Regions from separate parts of the Mus musculus genome. Here region 1 is linked to region 2. The links are chromatin loops, found by intact Hi-C in ENCODE. Cell type or tissue: left cerebral cortex. All regions are shown on one strand. Each heading gives the region's core, and the rest is flanking DNA. Links, peaks and the distances in the headings are about the cores only. Region 1 has its middle 22 kb from the start of Gm26618. Region 2 holds the start of Nudt11 (nudix (nucleoside diphosphate linked moiety X)-type motif 11).

Region 1 (5,387 bases), core at 241-5,240, 65 kb before region 2:
CTGAGAATGTGTGTGTATGAATCTTTTTCTTGTCCTTTTAAAAACATTTGAGTTTGTTTACCTGTTAGAGAGAGAGAAAGAGAGAGAGAGAGAGAGAGAGAGAGAGAGAGAGAGAGAGAGAGAGAGAGAGAAAGAGAGAAAGAGAGAGAGAGAGAAGGCATGGAGATGGGTGAGTAGGAAGAACCTGGGAGAAGCTGGGGATTGAGAAGCTGAAATGAGAAAATATTGCTTGAAAAAGTCTTATTTTCAGTTAAAAATAAATGAAATAAAATGGACCAGTGATATGTGCAATAACACAGACTTTGAGACATTATACAAAGTGAAAGAAGCTAGCTACTAATGACAACATTTTGAATGATTCCATTCACATAAAAGGACTAAAATACGTATAAAATTAGAGCTATTAGGCAGCTAAGTAATTATGGATGATTGTCAGGAAGACAGATAACTGGGATGTATATAGAACTTCTTTTACAGAATATGTAAGTGCTCTAGTAAATTACAGTGATGAAAGTAAACACCTATTAGAATGGTAAGAGCATCTATACACCTCAAATGGATGGGATGATAAGTTCTTTTAAAAGATAATTTTATATTGTGTTCTATAAATCTATCTACAATTTAAAGGGCGTCGGTAGGTTAAAAGCAAAGTGATAGAAATATTAACCAATGGGACAGGATGGATAACCCAGAAATAGGAGTGCAGCTAAATAACTAAAATTCTCCAAGAAAAATTTCCATATAGACTCACCAACTTGTGCAACTAGCTGTTTGTATAAAGGAATGACTTTGCAAAGGCTAGGCAAACCAAGTAATATGCTTGGTTTAGCATCCTAACAGGAAGATACACATTGAAGAAGGCAAGAAGGAAGGAGTTGCCAATAGCAGCCCCTCGTTAGTTGGGGAGAGAAAAGGAATTAAGTTCAGGCCTTAGATCTGAAACACAGCATCAGATCCCCAATGTTGTAATCCACTGGGAAACAGAGCCTGTAACTTATGCCTCCAACCTGTACCTACAGACTGAGCATCTAGAACTGCACTAGCTATTCAGACAAGTGACTGGCTCTATGAACCTTCAGCAAAAGAACAGGGAATATGACTCCACCTGCTTGAGATCCAGTCCCAGCAAAATCCAAAAGCCCCAGGTGTAGAGACAAGAGCACACAGAGGGAGCTTCTAGACCTGTTTGGTATTAGAGTAGACTCAAGTTTTGGATGCTTTATTTCTAGTCCTGGAGTGAGTGAGAAACTCAGCTACTCTCCATATTGTCTAGGTTCCTATGGCCATGAGATTAAACTATAACCCCATGTATTACTGGTCTTAATCTCCAAAGAATTGCTTCCATTATTTATCCCCAACCCTCTGGCAGTATAGCTCTCCTTAGTCTAGTGCTTAGAGGAATCTCCAGCCTGTCTCATCACCAGGCAGAGTCCTGTGGAGCACTATTCAAGGCCTTTTTTTCTATGAAGTGCTAATTTGGTCTCAGCATGCTAAAGGGTGATGTAGCACAACAGCAGAGTTCATGCCTTCCATGCAAAATTCCTGGGTTTATTTCCAGTGGGAAAGTGAGATGGAAAGTGAGTGGGAAAGTAAGAAGAAAGAGAATGGAAAATAAATTCAAAGAACTTTAAGGGAGCCACACCCCTCACTTAATGATAAAAATAAGGTGCTGCTATACACTGAGACAAGAATAGACAGTATGTGAGCCACCCACAAGGCAGCATACATGAGTTGGTCTGAGGTTTCCAAGACATGTACACCAGAGGACTGCCTTGTTTGGCCTCAGTGAGAGAAGATGCTCTTGACCCTCAGAGACTTGAGTCCCCAGGGAGGCCTGGTGAGGAGGGCCACATCTTCTTGGAGATAAGGGGAGAAGAAAAGGGATGAGGAACTATGAGAGGGTAGACCAGGAGGAGGCAATGACTGGACTGTAAAAAAATATTAATATATATTATATACATACACACATAGTAGCCACTATGGATGAACTCTTACATGGAGTTTTCTGGGGCTCACTGACTACCATGCTTAGTAAATCCCAGGCCAGTGAGAGACTGTGTGTGAAAAAAATCATGTGGATAGTTTCTAAGGAACAAGACCCAAAGTTGATTTCTGGCTTTTACTTACACATGCACTTGTACACACACACACACACACACACACCAAATGAAAAGTTAGAGAAATCTAAAACCTTGTGTATTTCTAGTGGAAATATCAAATGGTGAAGCTACTATAGAAAATAGCAAGGTGAAGAATTAACTGGAGATGAGGCAGTGGAGCTCTATGGACGTGTATTTTCCTAACATATATGTCAAGCAGTAGTATAAATATTGTTGAGGAGAGAGCTAGGAAAGATAGAAAAGATAAATTCAAAAAGTACAATGTTGCAGTTATAGAGAATGAGTAAGTCTAGAAATTCAATGCTCACCCTGGTAACTATAACTAATCATGTGGCATTGTATAATGGATGTTTATTGAGAGTAGATATTTGGTACTCATTTTAAATTATTTTTTAGAAAGGTAAGTTTTTTAAAGTTTTATTCATTTATTATGTGCACAGTGTACTGCCTGCATATATTTATTATGTGCACAGTGTACTGCCTGCATATATGCCAGAACAGGTGCCACATCTCATTTCAGATGGTTGTGAGCCACCATGTAGTTGCTAGGAGTTGAACTTAAGATCTCTGGAAGAGCAGTTAGTGCTCTCAGTCTCTGAGTCATCTCTCCAGCCCCAATACTTGGTACTCTTAACACAGATATAAAAGCCAAGACAAATATTAACCGACCTGACTATGGCAAACATTTAACAATGTATATGTATACGTGTATATGTATATGAAGATATTATGCTAAGCCAGATGTGGTGAAAAGTCTTGGCTACATAGTGACAATCTGTCAGAGAGAGAGAGAGAGAGAGAGAGAGAGAGAGAGAGAGAGAGAGAGAAGAGAGACACAGAGAGAGACACAGAGAGAGACACAGAGAGAGAGACAGAGAGACACACAGAGAGACAGAGAGAGAGACAGAGAGAGACAGAAACAGAGAGAGAGAGACAAAGAAGAAAGAGAGAGAAGTGAAGAAAGGAAGGATGGGAGGATGGAAAGAAGGAAGAGATGGATGAAGGGAGAGAGGGAGAAAGGAAGAGAGGAAAAGACAAAGGGAGGAAGGGAAGGAGGGAAGAAGGGAGGGAAGAAGGAACTCAGGCAGACCTACTGTATTGTATTCTTACTAAAAATAAAAAAAATAAATCAGGTCTTAGAGAAGTGTTTTTACATCTATGTTCACAGAACCATTACAGTAGCCATGAGATGGAAGCAAACCCAGGTGTCTTTTGACATAGGGACAGATAAATAAAAGTAATTGTATAGATAACAATTTGGAATTATTCAACCTCTATCGGGATAGAAACCTTGACACATGTTACAACTCAGATGAATTCTTGTGATCCATCTTCCCAGTGAAATGAGCCAATCACAAAAAAATAGATCATATGTAATTCCACTTATATGAGCTACCTATATTAGTCAAGTTTATAGAAACAGAATAGAATGGTATTTTTCAGAGGCTTGGTGTCAGAGGGCGTGGAGTATCAACAAATATATAAAGTTTTAATTTGCAAGATAAAAAAGAAGAGCTGGCTGCATAGCAATGAAAATATAATTAATACTCCTGAATACTTAAAAAATGTTTAAATTGGAGATCTCAGGGATAGAATATTTGTTAAACATATAGACGCCAAAACATAAGCAAATAAAATAAAAAGAATGTGACAAAGAGGAAAGATGTTTAAGATGGCATTTTAACATTACATTTATTTTATCAATATTTAAAACAAGGTGGAATTTGTAATGATTAGATATTTCTGGCTCTAGTATCAGACTCAATGTTTAAACCTAGACTATCATGTTATCGGGCAGAAATCCAATTACTATTAAGAAAACTGTAATTCCATATATTATCTGAAGCAATAGCATTTATTATTTTATGTTTTCTAGCAAATAACAAATGTAGAGAATTATAAATATGTTGGTTGACAAGATGTGTATCTGAACTATGATAATAGCTAATGTTCAAAATATGTCTGATTGAAGTAGTAACTAATCTTTACTGAAAGTAGTGTCAAGCAAGTTGACAGATTTGCCTGAAAACACATCATTTTAGATCTGGTTTATGCCATAAAACAGATGACAAAGGCTGTATTAGCTGGTGAGATGGCTCAGTGATTAAGAGCACTGATTGTTTTTTCAAAGGTCCCGAGTTCAAATCCCACAACCACATGGTGGCTCACAACCATCTGTAATGAGATCTGACGCCCTCTTCTGGTATGTCTGAAGACAGCTACAGTGTACTTACATATAATAATAAATAAAACTTTTTTTAAAAAAAAAAGCCGGGTGTGGTGGCACACGCCTTTAATCCCAGCACTCGGGAGGCAGAGGCAGGTGGATTTCTGAGTTCGAGGCCAGCCTGGTCTACAGAGTGAGTTCCAGGACAGCCAAGGCTATATAGAGAAACCCTGTCTCGAAAAACCAAAAAAAAAAAAAAAAGGCTAGCAAAGTATTGGGGCTGGAGAGATGGCTCAGTGGTTTATAACATTGGCTATTCTTCCAAAGCATTCAAGTTTTATTTCCAGTGGTGGTTCATAACTGTATTTACCTTCAGTTCTAGGAGACTGGGCACACTCTTCCAGCCTCCACATGTACTGGGTATACAAGTGGTACCTGGACATACATGCAAGCAAAACACACAAAATAAAAGCAAAACATAATGTTAGTTCAGAGGATGGCAACAGAATAGGCCAGACGATATGCACCATGAATGTTGTGGAACCCTGTGGTGAAGGAAGCATTTCAATGCTACAGCCATTCTATATTCTGCAGCTACGTTCTGCAGGGAAGATGGAGCAACCTGGAAAGTCTATGTCCCCTGAATTCAGAGAGGTGAAAAGAAACTGCCTTACAGGAGCCTCTCTCAAAATGGTATTGTAGCAGCCTCTCAAAGAGCATGCTGTCTTACCATGTTCTTGGAGGAATACATGGCATTCCTACATTTTGGGGGACAAACTGGTTGAACCTTGCTTATACGGTGCATATACAACTTTGTCAGTGTTCCAGAGCAGAGGAGATATGCTGGATGCTGGAAAGGAGCTGATCTTGACATGTTCGCTGGAGTCTTATTTCATTATGTTTTCATTACCCAGTTGTTTTTGCTTCAAGTCCCAGATTGGTACCAGGCAGTTAAAAATACAGCGGACTCTTCAAGAGTCCACTCCTTTTACCCTACACAATATTGTCTTGTACAGGGGTAAATGTACTGTCTTTGCAACTGAACAATATTATTTAAATAGAGAGATCAAAATTTAAACTTGCCTTTCACTGATAGTTCC
Region 2 (5,387 bases), core at 203-5,202:
TTTAAAAAGAGTATCTCATTGAGAGATATTTATGCAATATCTATGTGCATTATCTACAACAACGGATTTCACAGAAAACCTGTGTGCAGGGATGATGTGGTAACTTGGATGAAATTACAATGTAAGAACTAACACCAGGGCAGTATCCTTTACCTCCTGGTCTCTCATAAAAACGTCGTGTGGCCACACTGAATTCTCATAGTTCTGCCTGCTCAAAAATGTTTAAACATGTTCAATACAGTGTAGTTCCTTGAGAGGGATACCAGGAAAATATTAAGCCTGAAGATAAAAATTCTGGCCAGGGAAAATTCCCTTCTAGATCCTATACGGCATTCTTATAGAAACCTTTGTAAATGAACCCATACTGTTCAATGATAAACCTTTTATATAAATCCTCTAAAATAAATCTGTATAAAGTAATAAATAAAGCAAATGTATTATAAAAGTAAATTTCCTATTTCTCGTTTGTTTCTTTAAAGTACAGAAAACGTTGTATGTTTCCAGTCTACATACAAACCAATATTAACATAAACCTACATTAACATGTTTCCTCTTTGTACATCTGGAAGAACAAAATATTCTATCTTGGAGTTGTGGGTGGAGCTCAGTGGCCTGCTACATGATCAGCATGCATGAGGATCTGGGGAAAAACATTCCTGGTTACCAACAGAACACTTCAAGAAATGGGAAAAACATTTCTAATTCGTGTCTACAAATCACAATTATCTGTTGGGAATATTCCTTCCTTTTCCTCAAAGATGGATGTAAAATTTGGCTGTATATTTCAGTATACATATAACTAGTATGTAAAATGAGCACTCTCACAAGGAAAAAATACCCAGTTTCTAAACAGTCTTTAGAAGACTGACTCGTAGAAATTAATATATTATCCCTGGTAACCTGTTCAAATCTGGGACTATTGACAAAACCTTAAAGATAAAAATCATTTCCTAGGAGTTTGTAATTTCTCTGACATGTCTATGTTTCATAGAACATTAAAATTTTTTCAATGATGTCGAAACTCAAGCCTAAAGAAACCAAGTAATTTTTAAAGGGGGGAAAGCCACAGTATATTTTTAGGCAAACAATTCTTAATAATGAATTATGAATACATTTTGATTATGCAAAATATATAATTTAAAAATGCAAGAAGAGGACCTGCAAGATGGCCCAGTGGGTAAGGTACTTGCTGCCAATCACTGACTACATGAGTTCTATTCCTGGGACCCACCTGGTGGAAGACACCACCACTCCCTCACATAGTTCTCTGACCTCCACAGCTATACAAGGGCATTCTCACACCCACCCAAACACATATACACACATGTATATATATGCATGAGGGCTATTTATGCATGTATGTGCACATGCATACACACACATACAAATAAAATTTAATTTTAAAGGCTGATGCATTGCTGACTAATACCAAGTACAAGGAAAGCTTTCAATGCATTTCTAAGGCTTTTATAAAAAGAAATATCCAGAAACCCAAATCCATTTTATATGCTAGATCAATGGAGAACTTAAGGTTAATTGAGATGAAATCACAGAATCTATTAGAAACTTTTTAACTAGCAAATGACATTTTGATTAGAATTAAAAATAAGTGCTTCAAATTAGTCATATAATTTTTCCTTTGATGAGAGATCAAGATATATTTTGGAAATTAGGCTTTATGTTTTAAATGTGCAAGAAATTTTTTCTTAAAGGTAAACCGCATTTCTTTAGAAAAATCCAAGGACCCCACTTTTAGAAGCTTAAAGCAGTATGAATTTTTAAATAACTCCAGCCCAATGGAGAAAAACATTTGAATACTCTGAATATTAAGTTGCACAATAAGGCAGTAAGAACCGGGATACATACAGTTCAAAACCAAAATTATCTCTGGTATTAAAAGACAGAAGAAGAATCCCAGTATTGTGATAAGGAGTTAGAAATAGAGTGTGAGTTTCTGGAGCTGGATATTGATGTACTTCATGCATTCCTGAAATACCAATTGATTCACACATTGATATGTACATGAACTAAATGAAAACCATCTTTTTATAAAGATGATGCTCAAAGTTTTAGCAGTAGTTATGTTTTAAAAATAATTGTGAGAGCAATGAACTGGGGCTCTCTTTATTAAACACCCTTCCTCGAGGCTCAGGGATCTATGGGGAAGCGAATTCAATGGAAAGATTGTAGAGTAAGAAGTGGTATATGATCCTAGGAAACAGCATCCTCTGGACACAGCAGGGTTGATGTGCACATGCGCTCATAGAGCCTGAGACAGTTAGTACAAGGCCTGCACAAATCTGAGCCACGAAAAAAATCTCAGCATGGAGAAGGGGAAGGGAGTAGAAAGTCCTAGCCCTAACCATGAAGCTCTTTGCAATAGGTACTTTCTGGGACAGAGAAAATCCTGTGTCTCTAAAGGAGTTACACTATGTCTACCAACTCAACTCCTGGGTATGTCTCGTGTTCAGGGAACAGGTGACGAGCACAAAACAGACTCCATGTTATTTTGTGTGCTTTTATCTTGCTGTGATTTGCTGTCTTTTTGTGGGTTTTGTTTGTTTCCTTGGTTTTGTTTTTAAGCAAGAAGGAACACAAATCTGAGTGTGGGTAAGGATGAGGAGTACTGGGGGCAGGGCAAAGATTATGATCAAAATACATTCTATGAATTGTTTTCTGTTTGCAAAATAAGAATAAAAAGTAAATAGCTCCAACTCAAGTGAGGTTAGTTCTTTTACACGGTTAATTCCCCAAGCACATTCATCATTCTCATCTGTGATGTTTCTTGAAAACGCTCAAATATGGAGTGATCTTTCCAGTCTTAAAACAGTCTTTAAAAAGGCTTTCTAGATACCCAAATAGACATGGCAGGGGAAGGTGATCAGAGCTTTAGAAGAGAATGTGGAATGACTTACAAGTGACTCCTTATTTGAAACAAGTATCAAGGTAAGAACAAGACCAGTAGAACAACCAAAAGATTTGTGGTAAGGAATGAAATGTTTACTCTGGGTCTATGAGATAAGTGGTTCCCATGTCTTCACAGTTGGAGAACAGCTGAGCAGCAAGAATATAAACCCATTCATGATTTGAATGGCTACAAATATGCGGTCACATTAAAGATTCCCACTCCCGTGGTAACTGACAGGGAATTTAACCTGGGACATCAGTAAATTCAAGTATAAATTACTTTCTTTCAAAATGGACATACAGGGAGAAAAACTATCATTTTTAATGAGTATCCAGAAATGTGCTGGTCATTGGAAGCTGCTGGATGCGCAGGCTAAAACAACGGAATAACCACAATTATCCTCAAAATAAGTAACTAATTAGCAATTCTCTAGAAATATCGATTCTACCAGGGGAACAGTTTGTAAATTATATAGGGCGTTTTAAGTCAGCAATAAAAAAAATCCTCAGCTGTAATTTTTTTCTTGAAAATTAAAATGGTTTTTGGTCATATGAAAAAAAAAAAAACCACGAAGTTCCTTCTCTGGGACTGTTTGATGGCATTTTGGATGCTAAAAGTACTGTCTACAAAAAGGAAACTGTGTAAAGCACCAGTTGTTCTTTTTCTTCATTTATTTTCAAACAAATCATCTGAGTCAAAGTCTACCAAGAATGGGCCACTGCCAAGAAGCAAGAGGAAAACGAGAGAGAAAGAGAGAGAGAGAGAGAGAGAGAGAGAGAGAGAGAGAGAGAGAGAAAGAAACCAGGAACCAAAAAAAGAAGTCCGCCTGACACAGTGCGCTGGCCCTTCACCAGTGGATAAAACTAAAGGTCCCTTCACTAGGAAACAAACCAGAAAAAGCCCTACAACAAAGTTGCGCACGCACACTATGCACAAACACATGTAAAGGCTGTTTAACGGGGGGAAAACCCATCCAAACAAAAACATTACAGAGCAGACTGGCGCACGAGTACACATCAATGCACAGGTGAACACACACACACACACACACACACACACACACACACAAACACGCACACCCTCCAAGAAGAGCAGAGCAAGCAGCTAAGGCACCTTTCACAAAATCCCATGCAGCTGTGGCTGACCGCAAGATTTTTACAGTGTCACCAAGAAGCGATTGGAAAAGCATCTGAAAAACGTGCAAATTGTCTGCAAACAGCGCCTGGCAACCGAGACAGTTTGCAAGCGTGATTCAGAGGTCTGCCTGCCAAGGAAACAAAAGAAGCCTCCCTCCTGCCCGTGCAGGAGGGCGCACAGGGCAGGAGAGGTGCTCCCCAGGCAAGCAGGAGGCAAGTGCGGGGAGGCGACAGGCAGGAGTCCGGGCGGGAGCGGTACATACTAGGGCTCGCTCTCTGGCGGGGACGGGGCGGCCGAGTTCCCATTAGTAGGGGAGCCGCCCAGCTTCAGTTTCTCCAGGTACTCGGCGTGCACGGGCTTGTGGCACTGCAGGACCTTGATGGCATCTTCGATCTTGAACCACTCGCGCTTCCTGCCGATGCTGACCGAGTCTTCCCAATCCTCCAGCAGCTCGGTGACGGTGAGCACGAACACGTAGGTCCGGTGCTTGCGGTCCTGGTTCTGCTCGAAGACGCCCAGCAAGCGGCCCAACTTCCCCTTGACTCCCGCCTCCTCGTACACCTCGCGCACCGCCGCGCCGTCCGGCTCCTCCTCGGGCTCCATGCCCCCTCCCGGCACGATCCAGCGGTCGGGGTAGCGGCTGCTGCTCACCAGCAGCACCTCGTCCTCGCGCTCGCTGCGGAAGCACAGGCACGCGGCGCGCTTCTTGAAGCCCTCGGGGTCGTAGGTCCGCGTCTGGTTCGGCTTGCACTTCATCCTCCCCGACGCCGCCGCCGCCGCCGCCGCCGCCTCTGAGGTCGCTTGCAGCTGCCTAGCGAGCGGGCCGCTGCCGCCGCGCAGCCGAGGAGCAAAGGCTGGCAGGGAGAGGGCCCGGCGAGGCTGGAGGAGAGGAGAGGAGAGCGGAGTGGAGCGGAGCGCAGTCTGTGCCGAGCCAGCGGAGACGAGGCGGGGGCGGGCGGGCGGGCGGGCGCGGGGGCGGGGGCGAGCCGGCGCGTCAGTCAGTCCGCGGGGCGGGCGGCACCGGCCGGGCGCGCCGAGGGTCGCGAGCCCGCCGCCTGATTGGAGGCGCCGCTTCCGCCGCCCGGAGCCGGGAGCCCAGAGCCCGCGCCTCCGCACAGCCCCGGAGTGGACCGTGCGCGGTCCCCGCCCTCCGGATCGCCGCGATCTCGCGCGCGCTCGCCCGCTCTGCCGCCGCCGCCGCCGCCGCCGCCGCTGCTGCGCCAGGGGTTGAGCGAGGTGAGGCGCGTGCGCGCGCGTGGCCGGGCCCGCGTGCGCGCGCGCGGCGGAGGGCGAGGGGCGGAGGCGCGGAGGCGGGGGTCTCCCGACTCCCGCAAAGCGCGAC

What was found. Peaks named below come from ENCODE experiments on the same cell type or tissue, not always from the same donor. Only the 100,000 strongest peaks of a DNase experiment are listed, where the experiment ranks them.
Region 1: a loop joins it to region 2, with 4 times the contacts of the local background. A loop is called at or near these places in 2 of 42 quality-filtered maps.

What each region holds. Positions count from the first base shown.
Region 1 is chrX:6,112,324-6,117,710 of GRCm38, reverse strand. No RefSeq gene overlaps it. Among named protein-coding and RNA genes, the nearest start is that of Gm26618, 22 kb to the right of the region's middle. In left cerebral cortex, for the core only: no CTCF peak of the experiment used is centred there; no DNase peak of the experiment used is centred there.
Region 2 is chrX:6,047,325-6,052,711 of GRCm38, reverse strand. Nudt11 (nudix (nucleoside diphosphate linked moiety X)-type motif 11) reads right to left here and starts at 5,205. Exons shown (of 2, transcript NM_021431.2): 1 at 4,308-5,205. The coding sequence starts at 4,801. All of the region lies in intron 1 of Gm26618 (a long non-coding RNA gene), which reads left to right. In left cerebral cortex, for the core only: no CTCF peak of the experiment used is centred there; DNase peaks (open chromatin) are centred at 2,940, 3,852, 4,303 and 4,849; H3K4me3 peaks cover 1,764 bases.